Regions from separate parts of the Homo sapiens genome. Here region 2 is linked to region 1. The links are chromatin loops, found by intact Hi-C in ENCODE. Cell type or tissue: PC-3. All regions are shown on one strand.

What was found. Hi-C counts contacts between places; a loop is a spot of excess contacts. Peaks named below come from ENCODE experiments on the same cell type or tissue, not always from the same donor. Only the 100,000 strongest peaks of a DNase experiment are listed, where the experiment ranks them.
Region 2: a loop joins it to region 1, with 9 times the contacts of the local background. A loop is called at or near these places in 2 of 110 quality-filtered maps.

The regions. Positions count from the first base shown.
Region 1 is chr2:186,637,025-186,645,024 of GRCh38, forward strand. It overlaps ITGAV (integrin subunit alpha V), which reads left to right. Exons shown (of 30, transcript NM_002210.5): 8 at 41-85; 9 at 1,253-1,296; 10 at 1,385-1,441; 11 at 3,891-3,943; 12 at 4,362-4,564. Among named protein-coding and RNA genes, the nearest start is that of ITGAV, 51 kb to the left of the region's middle. In PC-3, a CTCF peak has its summit at 4,899 (motif pointing left); a DNase peak (open chromatin) is centred at 4,917.
Region 2 is chr2:186,539,815-186,547,814 of GRCh38, forward strand. No RefSeq gene overlaps it. Among named protein-coding and RNA genes, the nearest start is that of ITGAV, 46 kb to the right of the region's middle. RefSeq lists enhancers at 2,184-2,693, 2,694-3,201. In PC-3, no CTCF peak of the experiment used is centred here; a DNase peak (open chromatin) is centred at 4,727; H3K4me3 peaks cover 1,402 bases; H3K27ac peaks cover 3,069 bases.

The DNA.
Region 1 (8,000 bases):
TCCTTGTCCTGATGGTTCTCCCCTTTGGTTTCCTGTTTAGGTTATTCTGTGGCTGTCGGAGATTTCAATGGTGATGGCATAGATGGTATGAAGTACTTGAACTATATCTAATCTTTAAAAAAATTAGATTAAGTATTTGAAACATGTGGCATTGAAAATTTTAAGCAGTTTGAGTGGCTGGGTGCTGTGGCTGCAGCCTGTAATCTCAGCACTTTGGGAGGCTGAGGCGGGTGGATCCCTTGAGCCCTGGAGTTCAAGAACAGTCTGGACAACATGGCAAAACCCTGCCTCTAGAAAAAACACAAAAATTAGCCGGGCGCGGTGATGCACACCAGTGTCTAGCTTCTCAGGAGGCTGAGGTGGGAGGATCTCCAGAGCCCAGGGAGGTTGAGGCTGCTGTGAGTTGTGATTGCGCCACTGCACTCCCGCCCGGGCGACAGAGCCGAGACCCTGTCTCAAAAAAAAAAAAAAAAAAGGAAAAGAAAATAAAATTTTAAGCAATTTTAAACCATTGTTATGGAATATAACAGAAGAAATGAGGAAGATGTTAGCACACTGGTGAGAGTCCAGGCTAGGTCTGTGCTGAACTTCCTCTAGTGGCTGCTGAAATTGAGACAGCTACACTTGGCTTCAGTGCCTTTCCTTTCTGCTTCTTTTTAGCCCCCAACACTGTTAGTGATTTCCTTAGCATTTTCCTCCTTGTCTTCAGCAAATTCATTCCTCTGGGAGGAAGAATTAGTGTCTTCTTTCTTTAGGCATCCTTTGTTACCTTCTGGGCCATCTCTGTACGGTTATTACCCCATCCTCTCATTGTCCATCCATCTTCCTTCAGAGCTCCGTTTAGGAATCACAGTCTTTACCTGATTTTGATCACATTTTTGTGCCACAGCCACTTCTACCCCACTTCAGTTTGCTCTGTATTATTTTTCATTACTGTACTACTAAACTAAATGTAGTTTTTCTTCATTCTTAGGTTACTTTATCTTGTCTATTCTTGTTTAACAATATTACAAATGACTTGAGGGCTTATTTGCATATGTTTGAGAGCCCTCCAGAATTTGTATTTTGTAAATTTTGATTTTATAGTTTAAAAATGCTGGGCTATTTATTACGGAGTACCAATTTTTCTAAATTGATTGTTTGTTTTGAACTGAAGTAGTAAAACTTAAAGCTTGCTGACATAGTCACTTCTGGTCTGCAACTTCCAGTGTTGTCCTAAAAAATGAATAATTTGTTTGTTTGTTTGTTTCAGACTTTGTTTCAGGAGTTCCAAGAGCAGCAAGGACTTTGGGAATGGTAGGACAGTTAAAAGGTATTTTTTAAAAAATCTCTAAGTTATCTTCTATTTTACCAGATTTCACATACTTCTATTTTTCCTTCACAGGTTTATATTTATGATGGGAAGAACATGTCCTCCTTATACAATTTTACTGGCGAGCAGGTATGCTTCCAAAATATGATCGTCCTCTCCCACTATAAAAGCAGTATGTACTCATTGGAGAAAATTTGCGAAATAAAACTGTAAAAATGAACTATAATCTCATCAAATAGATAATTCTTCCAACTCTTACCATTTTGGTCAAACTATTATCATTTCTCTTTTGAGCGTGTGTGTGTGTGTGTGTGTGTGTGTGTGTGTGTGTGTGTAGTATATAAACAAAAATTGGTTTACTCTGTATTTTTCATTTTGTCTTGCCTTTTTCACTCAATATTTTATCATCAGAGTTTCTAATTTCTTAAAACTTTCCTTGGCAGTATCAGAATGGTTTAATGATTCCATAATATTCAATATTCTAGATATAAGATGGGCTTTAAATATTTCATCTTTGTTTTAACCAAAGTAATTTGGATATTTTGGCTTGTTTTTGTTTCCTTTTTTTTTTTTTTTTAGGAAATGCAAAATCACATGCATACAAAACCACAAAGACTTCCTTTTTCTTTACTGAAAAGAAAAAAGAGAAAAGAATTCTTTAAATTCTTTTTTAAGGATGATCAATGCCTTATAATTTTATTAGATGCAACAGAAAGCATGGCACAGATATGTGTATTATAGATATTATAAGCGAACTTCATTTTTACTACATGAAATAAGATATTTCTCAGCTAAAAAAATGCTAGTACTTTTTAAGTATTAGACATTTCTCTGCGAGTACAGGCATTTTATAATATTCTCTGTTGTATGTCTCAAAGAATTATACCATAAGTTGGTAATGATGAATAAACATTTAAACAGTAGGTAGAGAAAAATCTTTCTCAAAGTTTGCAGATCTGGGATTCAAGCCTTTTTGTTCAGTTGAGATTGTTGGGCTTTGGGATAGGATTGACAGGCTGACTGACTAGACTCATGGTCCCCAGAAACCTCCTCCCATTTGTATGGCAGTCAAGATTGATGCACAACCTGGAGGGCCCTGCAGTTGACAGGCAGTTAGGGTTGCTGCAGGGGTGGTCCCTTTGTTCCGTTTTGACTTCTCCAGCTCAAGCAGCTTCTCCTGTCTGGTGACCATGTATGAGTCTGGATCCTACTGCATGCACTCAATGATACTTGCTTTATTCCTCCTTCCACTATTGGGAAGTGGGGGTGGCTAGAGAGGAGTGGGAAGCGTGGCTTTTAGATGAGGACAAACCTGGGTTTTCCATGCTCAATCTGTTATTGCATTGGATAAGGTATTTGCTGCTGAAAATCTGTTTCTTATTTATAAAAATAGGGATGCTGACAACTTCCTCATGGGACAGTTGTGAGAATCAAAAGAAAACATTCGAATCATAGTGCCCGGGACAAAGTGTGTCTCAGTAAATGCCATCCTTTCTTTACACTTCCAAGCCAAACACCATAGGTGACTAAGGCCCATGAATATTATTCTGTTACATAGTCGGCACATCAACCTTGTACCCCAAACACAGTATATTTTATTTCACAAGCTCTGAACTTGTTATTTAATACAGAACACACCTTTCATTTTCCCAATTACACTGTATCAACCCAAAATAGATAATGCAGGAATCTCCCTTATCATTCTCCCTTGATATCTGAGCCAATCAAATTTGAGAAGCATTGCTAACTTTCCTTTTTTGGTTTGTTGACTCATTTTTCACCTTACTTTATATTTAATCTGTCATCTCTTTTAGTTTTGTTTTGCACTTTCAGCTCTCTTTAGAGCTTTCCTTTTTCACATTTATTTACAGCTAAGCTGCTCATCCTATGCAAGCCTGTGGTCTCCTGTGGTAGGGAAGAGGACATTTCTGCTCCCTGTGCATTATAAGCTCATAATAAACCCAAACACATTTGTACTGTGTGTGATTCAAAAGCAAAATCATGTGGCAAGTAATCTATAGAGATATGACACAAAAATGAGCTCCTTTCCATATCTTTCCAAACAGTAATTTTTAAACAGTAGTAGTAGTTACACATAGGGGAGCCAATTATTATCTGTTATTAATAATTATTATCTATTATCCTCATGACATAGGCATCCATATAAAACTTGTTGGGTTCAATCACAACATTTGTCTGTGACTATATATCTTTGTTAGTGTGCTTGTGTCTGGTATGTTTTGGGAAGTGGAGAGAAAGGGAGATAGTAGGGTAGGCCTGAGAAGGAGAATTGATAGTCCTTAGACTTAAATGTCATATATCAACAACACTGGAAGGATATACATGTAATATATTGTGTATATACATGTAATATATTGTGTCCATGATCTAGGAAAACAACAAGCCTCATTACCTGATTGTCATTGTGTTGGTAGAATAAACAAAAGACAAGACATTTAGATTGAAGCACTATATGCAGAGAAAAAAAATAACCCTATTTGGTACATATATTACAAATGTTAATTGTCTAAACTAATTGGATGAAATATAAACATTTCATTTTCATCTTTTTATCCAGATGGCTGCATATTTCGGATTTTCTGTAGCTGCCACTGACATTAATGGAGATGAGTAAGTTTAAAAAAAAATGTTTCCAGAAAGTTATCTTCTCATGTTTACGAATACTTTACTCAAACTAAACATTTTTTTCTTCTGTTTTTGTATTCCTTTTCTGCTAATCTTTCTGTTTAAGGAAACAATTTGAAGCAACCTTAATCATGAATTCTAGAAAACCTCATATGTTTGTTCTGTTTTTTTTCAGTAGCTTTTATAACATGAACAAATAAAGTAATTTTATGAATTATTCATAGTTTCTTAAAAGAATTAAAGGAAGTTTCAAATTTGAAATGAGTGCTCTGGTAATCATTTTGTGTTTCACTGTGGGTGTGAGAGATGCAGAAAGAGGAAAAGTGAGTTGTAGTAAGAAAGAAAATGCCTACTAAGACATGAAATTTGTTCTTGCTTTGGTGAGAAGTTTCTGTTCTTCTAGTTATGCAGATGTGTTTATTGGAGCACCTCTCTTCATGGATCGTGGCTCTGATGGCAAACTCCAAGAGGTGGGGCAGGTCTCAGTGTCTCTACAGAGAGCTTCAGGAGACTTCCAGACGACAAAGCTGAATGGATTTGAGGTCTTTGCACGGTTTGGCAGTGCCATAGCTCCTTTGGGAGATCTGGACCAGGATGGTTTCAATGGTAAGATCAAAGTTTAGCAGCTACAGGTCCCTGATTATCTGTGTCCACCTGGAAAAGTTCTGTAAGTCCATCTGTAGAAGTCTACACGAGCAAATCTCCTTCCTGGAAAGGTGGATTGTGTGTAAGTGAGTAACACACCAAATTTAAAGACAGTTTGCTATTTTTCTTTAAAAATCAGAGCAAAGATTTCAATAATGGACTCTCATGAGTTATTATTCACTTGGCCTCAAATTAGAAGGTCAGAATGATTACTTTCTGAAAGGAACCTTCATTACCCTGGTGCCTACTGCTAGCTGGTATGTGTTTCTGCATCCTGCTTAGCAGCAGTGCCCTCTTCTGTTCATTTGGCTACAAGTGTTAAAAAAAAATGCTTCCAGGCACATTGTCAAGGCAATGCTGACTAATGCATACCTCAAAGGTATGATTTGCCATTAATATTTTTAAAGCCATAACTTTGTTGTAGCTGTCCAAAATGTTCTAAGGGATGTTATATCTCCCTTTATGGTGGCATATTAAAAGTATAAGCCTATTCGTTTATAATAGTACCATTTTAATAGTTGTCGATATCTTTAAAAAGCAAAGTTAGCTTTTACTTTAGAACTCTTTTCAGAAACCTGAAATATAGGTTACAAATTACCAAGATTTTTTTTTTAATCTGTTAAAAACCTTTCTAGAGATCACAGAATGGATAGTTGAACTAGTTTGTGTAATCAACAGTATAGTAAGCCTATGCCCCCTTAAAACCTAAAGGAAAGGTATACATTAAGAAGAAAACTTTAAAAATACAGATGACTTGTTGTATGTCTCAAACAGTAGTGGAAAGGTAAATGTTGTTTGCCCTCAAGATTTCACACCTGTCTTGTGGGTAGGTGCTGTCATTTACTAGATGTGTCATCTGGAAGATTAACCGTAGTCATTTCTTTTTCTTTGTTTCTTTCTTTTTTTTCTTTTTTTTTTTTTTTTTGAGGCAGGGTCTCACTCTGTCACCCAGGCTAGAATGCAGTGGTGCAATCATGGCTCACTGCAGCCTCAACCTCCCAGGGTCAAGAGATCCTCCCACTTCAGCCTCCTGAGTAGCTGGGACTACAGGCTCCCACCACCTAGCCCAGCTTATTTTTTTTAGTAGAGCTGAGGTCTTCCCATGTTACCCAGGCTGGTCTCTAACTCCTGAGCTCAAGTGATCCTCCTGCCTTGGCTGTGCGAAGTGCTGGAATTACAGATGTGAGCCACTGTGCCTGGCCAACAGGAGAAGTTTCAGTGGTAGGGAACATCTACTCAGAGGTACATCTGCTACCTAAAATAGAGGCTTAAAGATTTTTACCACAAAGAGAACTTAGCATAAATCAAATGGAGCTATGGTATGAAGTTCATAATAAAATGTGAAAAGAACACTATATAACAGACCAAATCATTACTTAATCATAACAAAAGCTACATAGGAAATACAGGGCTAAGTTTGAGGTTCCATCATGAATAAAGTTAATGAATTCTTTGCTATGTAGCTGGGCCTCTGTCTCCCAGGTTTTCTGGGAAGCCTGGTCATGTGTGATCTTCACCTTGTCTTGATGTTATTCCAGTTACTTTAAAGAAAGTTTTCTCATTACTGTGATCTAGCCAACATCTCTTCCAGCTTTCTAAGTTTTTGTTATAATGTGTCGTCTGTCAGTAGAACAAATATAGACAACAGCTTTAAAAAATGTGAAGTTTTACAATGATTTTACAAAGGGCTAAAATATAGATAAAATCATCCATAGAGGATGATTATGGTCTCCCAAGGTTTCTCCTTGGGTCTTACTGTAGCAAATAGTAGATTGTGAATGATAATGTCTTTAGTGAAAAATTATCTGAGCTGTATTTATGTATAGTATTTAGTACATATGTGCAAATATAGTTACATTATACATGTATATGTTCTATTAGTTATGTTAGATCTTTTGTTGTTGTTCATACATGAAGACATTAAGTGTCATTGTTCCTGTATTCCTATATTCCTCTCTTTCCACCTACCCCCACCCTAGGCATCATCAAGAGGGATATTGAAAACAAAACAATAAAGTTATGTTCCAAAATTTTATATAGCCCCAAGGTAATTATGTGCAGTTTTTTATCAGTACTTTTCCAGAAAAAGCAGAGGAAAAAAAAGAAAAGCAGGAAAGAGCATCTAAAATGATCAAAGGAAGAAATCAATTGCATGAATGTGTAGGATTTTCCAGACTCGACAGATGATAGCGAAGAGAGAAGATGATTAACATGTATAAAATAATGAAACGTTTAGGAAAGTTACAGATAATTTTTATTAAACAGTCACTCAACGTTGGAGCCATCTTTTGTTGCAAAATTATGTTTTAATGAATACTTTATTTATTATTTGTTGAGACAGGGTATTGCTCTGTCACCCAGGCTGGAGTGCAGTGGTACAATCACAGCTCACTGCAGACTCGACTTCCCAGGCTCAAGCAATTCTCATACCTCACCCTCCCAAGTAGCTGGGACTACCAATGTGCACCTCTGTGCATGGCTGATTTTTGTATTTTTTGTAGAGATGGGGCTTTGCCATGTTGCCAAAACTGGTCTCAAACTCCTGGGCTTAAGTGATCTGCCTGCCTCGGCCTCCAAAGGTGATAGGATTACAAGCATGAGCTACCGTGGCCAGCCTGTTTTAATAACTACTTTATTAATGCATATGTCAGTAGAGAAGTTATGCTTATCTTTGGTTTTTTTGTTTGTTTGTTTTGTTTTGTTTTTTGTTTTTTTTTTAGACTGAGTCTCATTCTGTCGCCAGGCTGGAGTGCAGTGGCACGATATCGGCTCACTGCAACCTCCGCCTCCTGGGTTCAAGCGATTCCCCTGCCTCAGCCTCCTGAGTAGCTGGGACTACAGGCACCCACCACCATGCCTGGCTAATTTTTGTATTTTTAGTAGAGATGGAGTTTCACCATGTTGGCCAGGATGGTCTCAATCTCTTGACCTCGTGACCCACCCGCCTCGGCCTCTGAAAGTGCTGGGAATACAGGCGTGAGCCACCGTGCCCAGCCGATTTACCTTTAAGGCTTAAAAAAGGATAAAAAGAATACTTTTACATAAGTTAGGTACTCATTTTTAAGGATAACAAATTCTTAGTTGGTGTTTACTGCAGGCCAGGCACTCTTCTAGGTGGTGAAAATGAGCATAAATCAGAGTCTACTCATGTCTTTAAGAAACTCAGCATCCAATGGGGGCAGCATATATGTTTAAAAAAAAAAAAGTACCTCAATGTGATCATCACAGTGTTTGAGATCCCAGGCTTAATGGTCTCATATAAAGGATGAGTGATCAAGGCATCGTTGATGTTTCAGGGGAGCCAGGAGATGATGAGGCATGGCTTATTAAGGAGCTATGAGACAGCTCGTGTACATTAAGGAAATTGAGGCAATTTGTTATGACTGGTACGTAGGGT
Region 2 (8,000 bases), 97 kb before region 1:
TTGAATTTTGTCAAATGCTTTTTCAGCATCTACTGATATAATCACGTGACTTTTCTTCCTTAGTATGTTGATGTAATGGATTATATTAATTGATTTCCAAATGTTGAACCAGCCTTGTATTTCTAGGATAAATTCTCTTTGGTTATGGTCTATAATTTCCTTTAATACATTGTTGGATTTGATTTGCTACATAATTGAATACATTATTACTATTGTTATTTTGAACAAACCATATTTGTTAGCTCAATTAAGAATAAGGAAAATGAAAGTTTTAACTATATTTATTCCTTCTTGATGTTTTTTTCTTTTTCTTTTTCTTTTTTTTTTTTTTTTTGAGATGGAGTCTCACTGTCACCCAGGCTAGAGTGCAATGATGTGAACTCAGCTCACTGCAACCTCTGCTTCCCGGGTTCAAGCGATTTTCCCACCTCAGCCTCCCAAGTAGCTGGGATTACAGGCATCCGCCATCATGCCCAGCTAAATTTTGTATTTTTGTAGAGACGGGGTTTCTCCATATTGGCCAGGCTGGTCTTGAACTCCTGACCTCAGGTGATCCGCCTGCCTTGACCTCCCAAAGTGCTGGAATTACAGGCATGAGTCACTGCACCCGGCTTTCTTGATGTTCTTTTCTTTATTTATATCTCAGCTTCTGACATATCATTTTCCTTCTTTTCTAAATAACTTCTTTTAACATTTCTTGCATGGCAGAGCTTCTAGCAACAAATTCCCTCAACTCTGTTTGTCTGAGACAGTATTTCTCCTTCACTTTTGGAGAATAATTTTGCAGAGTATTCAGTTCTAGGTCAGTGAGGTTTTTTTTCTCTCAACACTTTAAATATTTACTCCACTCTGCTTGCATGGTTTTTGAGCAGTCAGATGTAGCTCTTATCTTTGCTCCTCTATAAGTAAGGTAATTTTTTCCTCTGGCTTATTTCAAGACTTCTTTTTAAACTTTTGATTTTCTGCAGTTTGAATATGATATGTCTAGTTATAGTTTTTTGGTTTTTGCTTCTTTGGTGAATGATGAACTGCAAGTCTGCTTCTTTAGATCTCAATAAAAGTGGAGGAAACTCCTTTTAACTTTAGGGAACCCCCTTCATCCAAAAGAACACTGTGGAATTTTATTCAAACCCAAATGAGAAAGAGGCAGACTTTAAACACATAATCTCTCATACTTCAATGATGAAAGGAGAAACATGCCAAGAAAATGACAAACACTTAATGCAAATCAGAAAATTCTGCAACTTTGTTGAAAATAGTCTCGGTTTTTTCTGCTGTAATTGGTTTAGTGTTGCAGGATTGACTATAATCCCTGCTCAAAATCAGCCTTAGAGCTGTTTTCGTACTACCAGTTTCAGAAGTCTAGAGTTACATGGCGGCTTGCTGCATAACTTAAGTGTTCCGTGTTCACTGGCCACAAAATTACTTCCATATTCTTATTTGCAATCTTTTGTCAAAGAAAGTGCAGTTTCAGTGTGTGCTGCTTTTACAGAGTTCCATCAGAGTTTCTCTATTTTCTTGTTAATTCAGTGACTCTCATATTTGTCAAGAAGATCTTCATTTCCTAAAATATCATAAGGCCCTCTTTTAGAGAAGAGAGAAGATAATCTTTTTATGAGGTAACAAGGCATTTTTTGGTCATACAAATGAGCAAACGAAGTCTAGTGCTTAAAAGCATGGTTCTGCAGCCAGACTATTCAGAATCAGCTCCCACCTTTCTTCACTACCACTAGCTGTGCATCCTTGGAATTTTCTCTTGGTTTCTCCTTTGTAAAATTGGCATAATAGGTTTGGGTGTCAGGATTAACCAAACATACACATTATAAGATTTTTAGGACCATACTTGACAGAATATACACTCAAATATTATACATCACAATTAAATAAATAACACATGAATGGATTATAGTATTTTTGTAGTTTTCTTCCTAAGTGTAGCTTGCCTTGGGATTCAGCATGACTAAAACACATTTGCATACCTACATCCTTTTTTACCTTTTTTTTTCTTTTTTTTCTTGTGTGGGTTTTTTTTGGCCTTCTCGCAAATAATCCTGGGCTTGTCCCTACAAAAACTAAATGCCTTGGGTTTGTCCCTATAGAAACTCTCTTGTTATCTTAAGGATAGCTCAGTGTTTGAGGGGTGAAAAAGACAAAGCAGAGATGCCTCAGGTAAGATCTTGAGTTCATATTCTCTGACATATACTGGTTGGTTTGTGTTGAGTTAGGGTTGAGTTAATATGTATAAAGTGCTTAAAACAATGCCTGGCTGAAGTGTTTGTTTTCCGTTAGGAGAGAGGGAGAGACAGGAAGAAAGTAGCAAAGAATCTGAGAGGGAACTATCTCCAGTTATCCGAGTCATTACCAAATCCTCCTAACTACCTTGGGGTTGCATCACCCTTTCTCCAAGTTACCTGAACACACTATGCTGTCTCCTGTATCAGGAGCCCTATGAATGCTTGTTGTTCTGCCTGGAATGCTCTTGCCATTGCCAACTCACCCACTCTTTCACCCTTTTTTTTTTCTTTTTTTTGAGACAGAGTTTTGCTCTCACCCAGGCTGGAGTTAAGTGGCGAGATCTCGACTCACTGCAACCTCTGCCTCCCGGGCTCAAGCAATTCTCCTACCTCAACCTCCCAAGTAGCTGGGATTACAGGCATGCACCACCACACCCATCTAATTTTTGTATTTTTAGTAGAGACGGGGTTTCACCATGTTGGGCAGGCTAGTCTTGAACTCCTAACCTCAAGTGATCCACCCGCCTTGGCCTCCCAAAGTGCTGGGATTACAGGTGTAAGCCACGGCGCCTGGCCTACTCTTTCATTTTTTAACCCCTGCTCCTCCTTCAGATCTTAGCACAGATGTTGGTCCTTCCTGAGAGAAGGTTTTCTTTGACTCCTAAGTCCTTTGTTATAAGGACACTTCATAGTACTTAACTTTGTCTGAGATTGTGTTTATGATTATTTGGTTAGTCTGTCCACCTGTGGTTAGTCTCAGACATGCTAACCAATCTGTAAATATTTATTAAATAATAAATCAATATTTCTCTCACACTCACAATTTGAAAATTTTCTTCTTCTCCCTAACTTCTTCACTGTGAATGTCTGAACAGTGACTTAAAGAAGTAGCCGCAGGAGAAAAGAGTTGGGGGCTATTTCATCATGTGGCTACATCATCTCATGGTTACATCATTTCATGGCTACATAACTAGGGCAAAAGGAAAAAAGGCATAAATCTTTTTTTTTTTTCTTTTTTGAGACGGAGTGTCGCTCTGCCACCCAGGCTGGAGTGCAGTGGCGCGATCTCGGCTCACTGCAACATCCGCCTTCTGGATTCATTCCATTCTCCTGCCTCCTCCCAAGCAGCTGGGACTACAGGTGCCCGCCACCACACCCGGCTAATTTTTTGTATTTTTAGTAGAGACGGGGTTTCACCGTGTTAGCCAGGATGGTCTCGATCTTCTGACCTTGTGATCTGCCCGCCTTGGCCTCCCAAAGTTCTGGGATTACAGGCATAAGCCACCGTATCCGGCTCTTTTTTTTTTTTTTCTTTTAATTTGAGACAGAGTTTTGCTCTTGTTGCCCAGGCTGGAGTTCAGTGGCGCAATCTCGGGTCACTGCAACCTCCGCCTCTCGGGTTCAAGCGATTCTCCTGCCTCAGCCTCCCAAGTAGCTGGGATTATAGGCATGCACCACCACCCTTGGCTAATTTTGTAATTTTAGTAGAGACAGGATTTCACTACGTTGGACGGGCTAGTCTTGAACTCCTGACTTCAGGTAATCCATCTGCCTTGGCCTCCCACAGTGCTGGGATTACAGGCATGAGTTACCGCGCCCAGCCATAAATCTCCTTTGACAAAGTGTAGGATACAAGATTTGGAAGTGTTCCTACAGACTCTCTAGTCCAACTTCTTTGGTACTGACAACACAAGAAAATTCATCATTTAGTGTGTGGGTTGAGGACTTTATCCAGCCACCTTCCAAGCAACAACTCCATATACAAAAAAAAAAAATGTGTTTTAAACTATAAGAGCTTAAATGTGACTCATCAACATCTGCTTTCATTAAATATTTTTCTCTCAGAGACTAAAACCACTTACAAAGTTAGAATAATACTTGCAACTTAACACATGGCAAAGGACAAGTCTTTTATGCCACTTTCTTTGTAATTCTCTCATTTTAAATCTTAAATGACTTTCCTCTATCACAGGACTTTTGTGAGGAATGTTTGAAAGGATCTGTTGACTCATAGCTGCAGAACTGCTTAAGTTTGCTTTAATAAGGGAATAATCAAACGCACATCTAATTTAAGTGGAAAACCACTATATTTTGATATTGTAACCTGAGTATTAGAGGATTAAAAGAATTCCAGGCTGAGGGGAGAAAACTCAAAGTTTATTTTGGTCATCTTTCTTTTTAGTCTCCCTTCTTTCTTCCTAAAACAGAGAAATTTTGCCCTGAAACTGCCTCCTCATTGCCCAGAGCCTTCCGTAATAGTTCTTCAAATAACAGGGCCCTGTGCTGTGTTTCAAACTTTGCTTACTTTATCTGTACATCTCATTCCTGCTCTGTTCTTTCTCTACTCAGTTAAAAAAAAAAGGAAAAACATTTCATTGAAGAACATAATCATTGTTAATGTGTTGATAGGCTAACATCCTGTTTCAACAAGATAATAATACCCTTCACCCAGTTAAAATCTCACATTCCAGAAAGTCCCTCAGGAATGACTAATCTGGGGAATTCCAGTCATGGCATCAGACTCCTGGGTTGAAGTATATTTTAGCAGTTCAGGCTTTCTCTCCTTATCCTTTAAATGACACTGTATAAAGAGCTTCCTGTAATTGACTTTGAGCAAAGTAGACTCTGGAAATCAAACAACCAGTTACTGCCAGTTAAACAGCCTAAGAATCCAAGAGGACAAAAAGTTTTGTGCAAATTAAAAGTTGTTTCCTACTTGTAAATTAAAAGTTGTTTCCCTTCTTGGAGACATCTTCAACAAAGCTAAAGCAAAGGATAGACGAAAATAGCAATCAAAGGATTAGTATTCAGACTATATGAAGAATTTCTACAAATTAAGAAAACGTAAGCAATCCAATAGAAAAACAAGCAAAAGTGATGAAGAGGAAATTCATTAAAAATTAAATGCAAATGATCCACAAACATTTGAAAAGATACTCAGCCCCATTTGTAACCAGAAAAATGCGCATTGAAAAAACAATGAGACATGGTTTTTTGTGTACCAGATTAGCAAATATTTAAAAGTTTGATATTATCAAAATATGAGTAGGAAGTGGGTAATCCTTAGTTTTTTTAATATACTGCTAGTGAGAGTGTAAAGTGATAATGCCATTTGTAAGTATCTACAATGTTTAAAATGTGTGCTCTTTGGAAGCAATTCTATGTCTTCCTATTCATCCTAGAAAATACTTCACATATGCATAATGAAGTATTTATAAGGCTGCTAACTGCAGCATCATTTGTATAACAAAATATGGAATAATACTTCTCTGCTGCTTTATTCTCCAAACTGAAATAAATAAATAGGTGCTAGCACCCTCACATTCTAGAGGAATCCACTAATGATCCCCAAAACTTGTTCCCTAAGGATATCTAAAACTGCAGGCATAATATGGAGAGCGTGACGGAACATAGCCTTAAGAGGACCAGCAAACAAGCAGAGAAAGAATCTGAGTCTTTCAGGATATCATTAATCCAATGGCACTAAACTTGGGAGCCGTTCTACTCTGTTCTACCTAAAAAGGATTTCCTTTTTTAAGGTCATCAATGTCTGTTGCAGGCATTTTTATTAGGTTTCTAGCCTTCTTTGCCCAGTCATCCACTAACCTCTAAACCTGATACCTTCTTCATAGACTTTTATGCCCCATTCACAGTCTTCCTCTGCACCTTAATCCATGTCACTCTCCCTTGGATAAACACTGACATATGAATCATGAAGATACTGAAAGTAACACTAGATAATAAAAACTATATTTTGAGCCCTTATTAGGTGTCAAATGTGAGACGCTTTACATACATTATCCCATTTAATCCTCACATCAGTTCTAAAAGCCAGGAAATAATGTGACCTTCATTGTATGGATGAGGATCAGACATGGAAAAGTTTCGGAACTTGCACAGAGTCACCCAACTAGAAAGTGGTAGAGCTGGGATTCTGACTGCAAAGCTGATGTCTGTAAGCACTGGGTCGTATTCCTAACAGTCTTTCCTCACTGCTTTCTGGACTTCCTGAAGCAGACTTACACCTGTAGGCAAGACCTACCCAGACTCACTTGATGTGGTTTCACTTCCAAGATTTTGATCTCTGGAAATCCACAGGCTGACTTCAACTTCAAATCCTCCATTTCTTCATCATCACTGAACTTGTTTTTAATCCTAATGGTGTTTGTTTGTGTCTTGAACTCTCTCTTTTCTTCAGCTTATCCTCCCTTCTCTGAGTTTATTTTTAATGTAAATAATATGCTAATTCCTGACAGTAATACACTCTTCACCGCCTCACAGCATCCCTTGCCATTTTTCTTTTCTCTCATTCCTGTCTTAGCATTTTTAAGCTCAATATAAAGAAAATATGCTTTCTCTACTGTCACTTTCTGGACATTTAACATTCTTAGGGAAAATGAATATGCTGCGTCTACAGCAATTAATATGTCTAATTTTAACTAAGCTCTCATTACTGCCCAGAAATTATTATATTCAGGTACAGTCAACTCTCAACCTTCCATGTAGCCCTCCTGTCCTTCAGCTCCCACCCTATTTCTGGTAATTTCTCAGAATATACCAATCACTTTCTCATTTCCCAGTAAGATTCAAGATATCAGATGTAGACTTTGTGCAGCTTCATTCTCTCCATCTCAGTATATCTTGTTAATTTTAGTCTGTTCGCCCCTTTCCTTTACTCATGCCTCTAATGATGATGGAAGTCCTCCCTTTACGAGGTTCAACCTGGGCTCTGTTCCCATTCTTCTTCACTTCCTTTAGGATCTTATTCCACCAAGGGCCTCTCTTGATGGTGTTTTAATTTGCTCTCTGTTTGAGTTTCTAAAAATATTCTCTCTCCTTATAAATATCCTTCCTTTGACTTGCTGCCCTCTCAAGTTACTGCCCTCTGTTGTTTCTTCTCTTCTTTGGAAAACATCTTTAAAAAGTAGGCTACCATCATAGCTTCCATTTTTCCTACCACCCACTCATTCCTCAGATCCTTGGAATTTTAACTCCACCCTTGGTTCTCTTTCTAAAACTATTCTCTCAAAGGTCACCAATTACCCCATAATTGGCAAAGCCTACAGTTTTTCTCAGGCCTTTGTGTACCACTCAGCATTGTTGAACACTCCCCTGTTTCTTTTAATTTCTTCCTTCCTTGGTACTGTGACTGGTATCATTCCGGATCTACTTCTGGATCACTAATCTTTCCTTATGTGTTCTTTCCTGTCTTCTCTTCCTTCTTCCATCTGCAAAGCACAGACATCAAGTAAGGCTCATCAGTGCACCTTTCCCCCTATACGCCCTCAAGATTCTTAAGTATCTATATGCATACCATTCTAAATGTACCTAAGGTTGTGTGCAGGGGCTCATGTCTGTAATCCCAGCACTTTGGAAGGCCAAGGTATGTGATTTGCTTAAGCCCAGCAGTCTAAGACCAGCCTGGGCAACACAGTGAGACCCTGTATCTACAAGAAATAAATTAAATTCATTTAAACTAAATTTGAAATATAGATATACTTAAAACCCAGACACCCCTAAGTTCCTGATACACATGGAAAACTACCCTCTATATATCTTCAGTTTATATTTTAAAATAGCTATATCTAGCTATCTAATATCCAGTTTTCTAGGTGAGATAGGTACTGACAAGATTCTTTAAAGAACCCATAGTGAATGGAGAAGTGACAGTCAATTATCTATCTAATATAATTGTAGTAGTAGTAATTATAGCAATGATAGCTAACATTTATTGAATCTTGGAATATATGCCAGCCATCAGGCTAA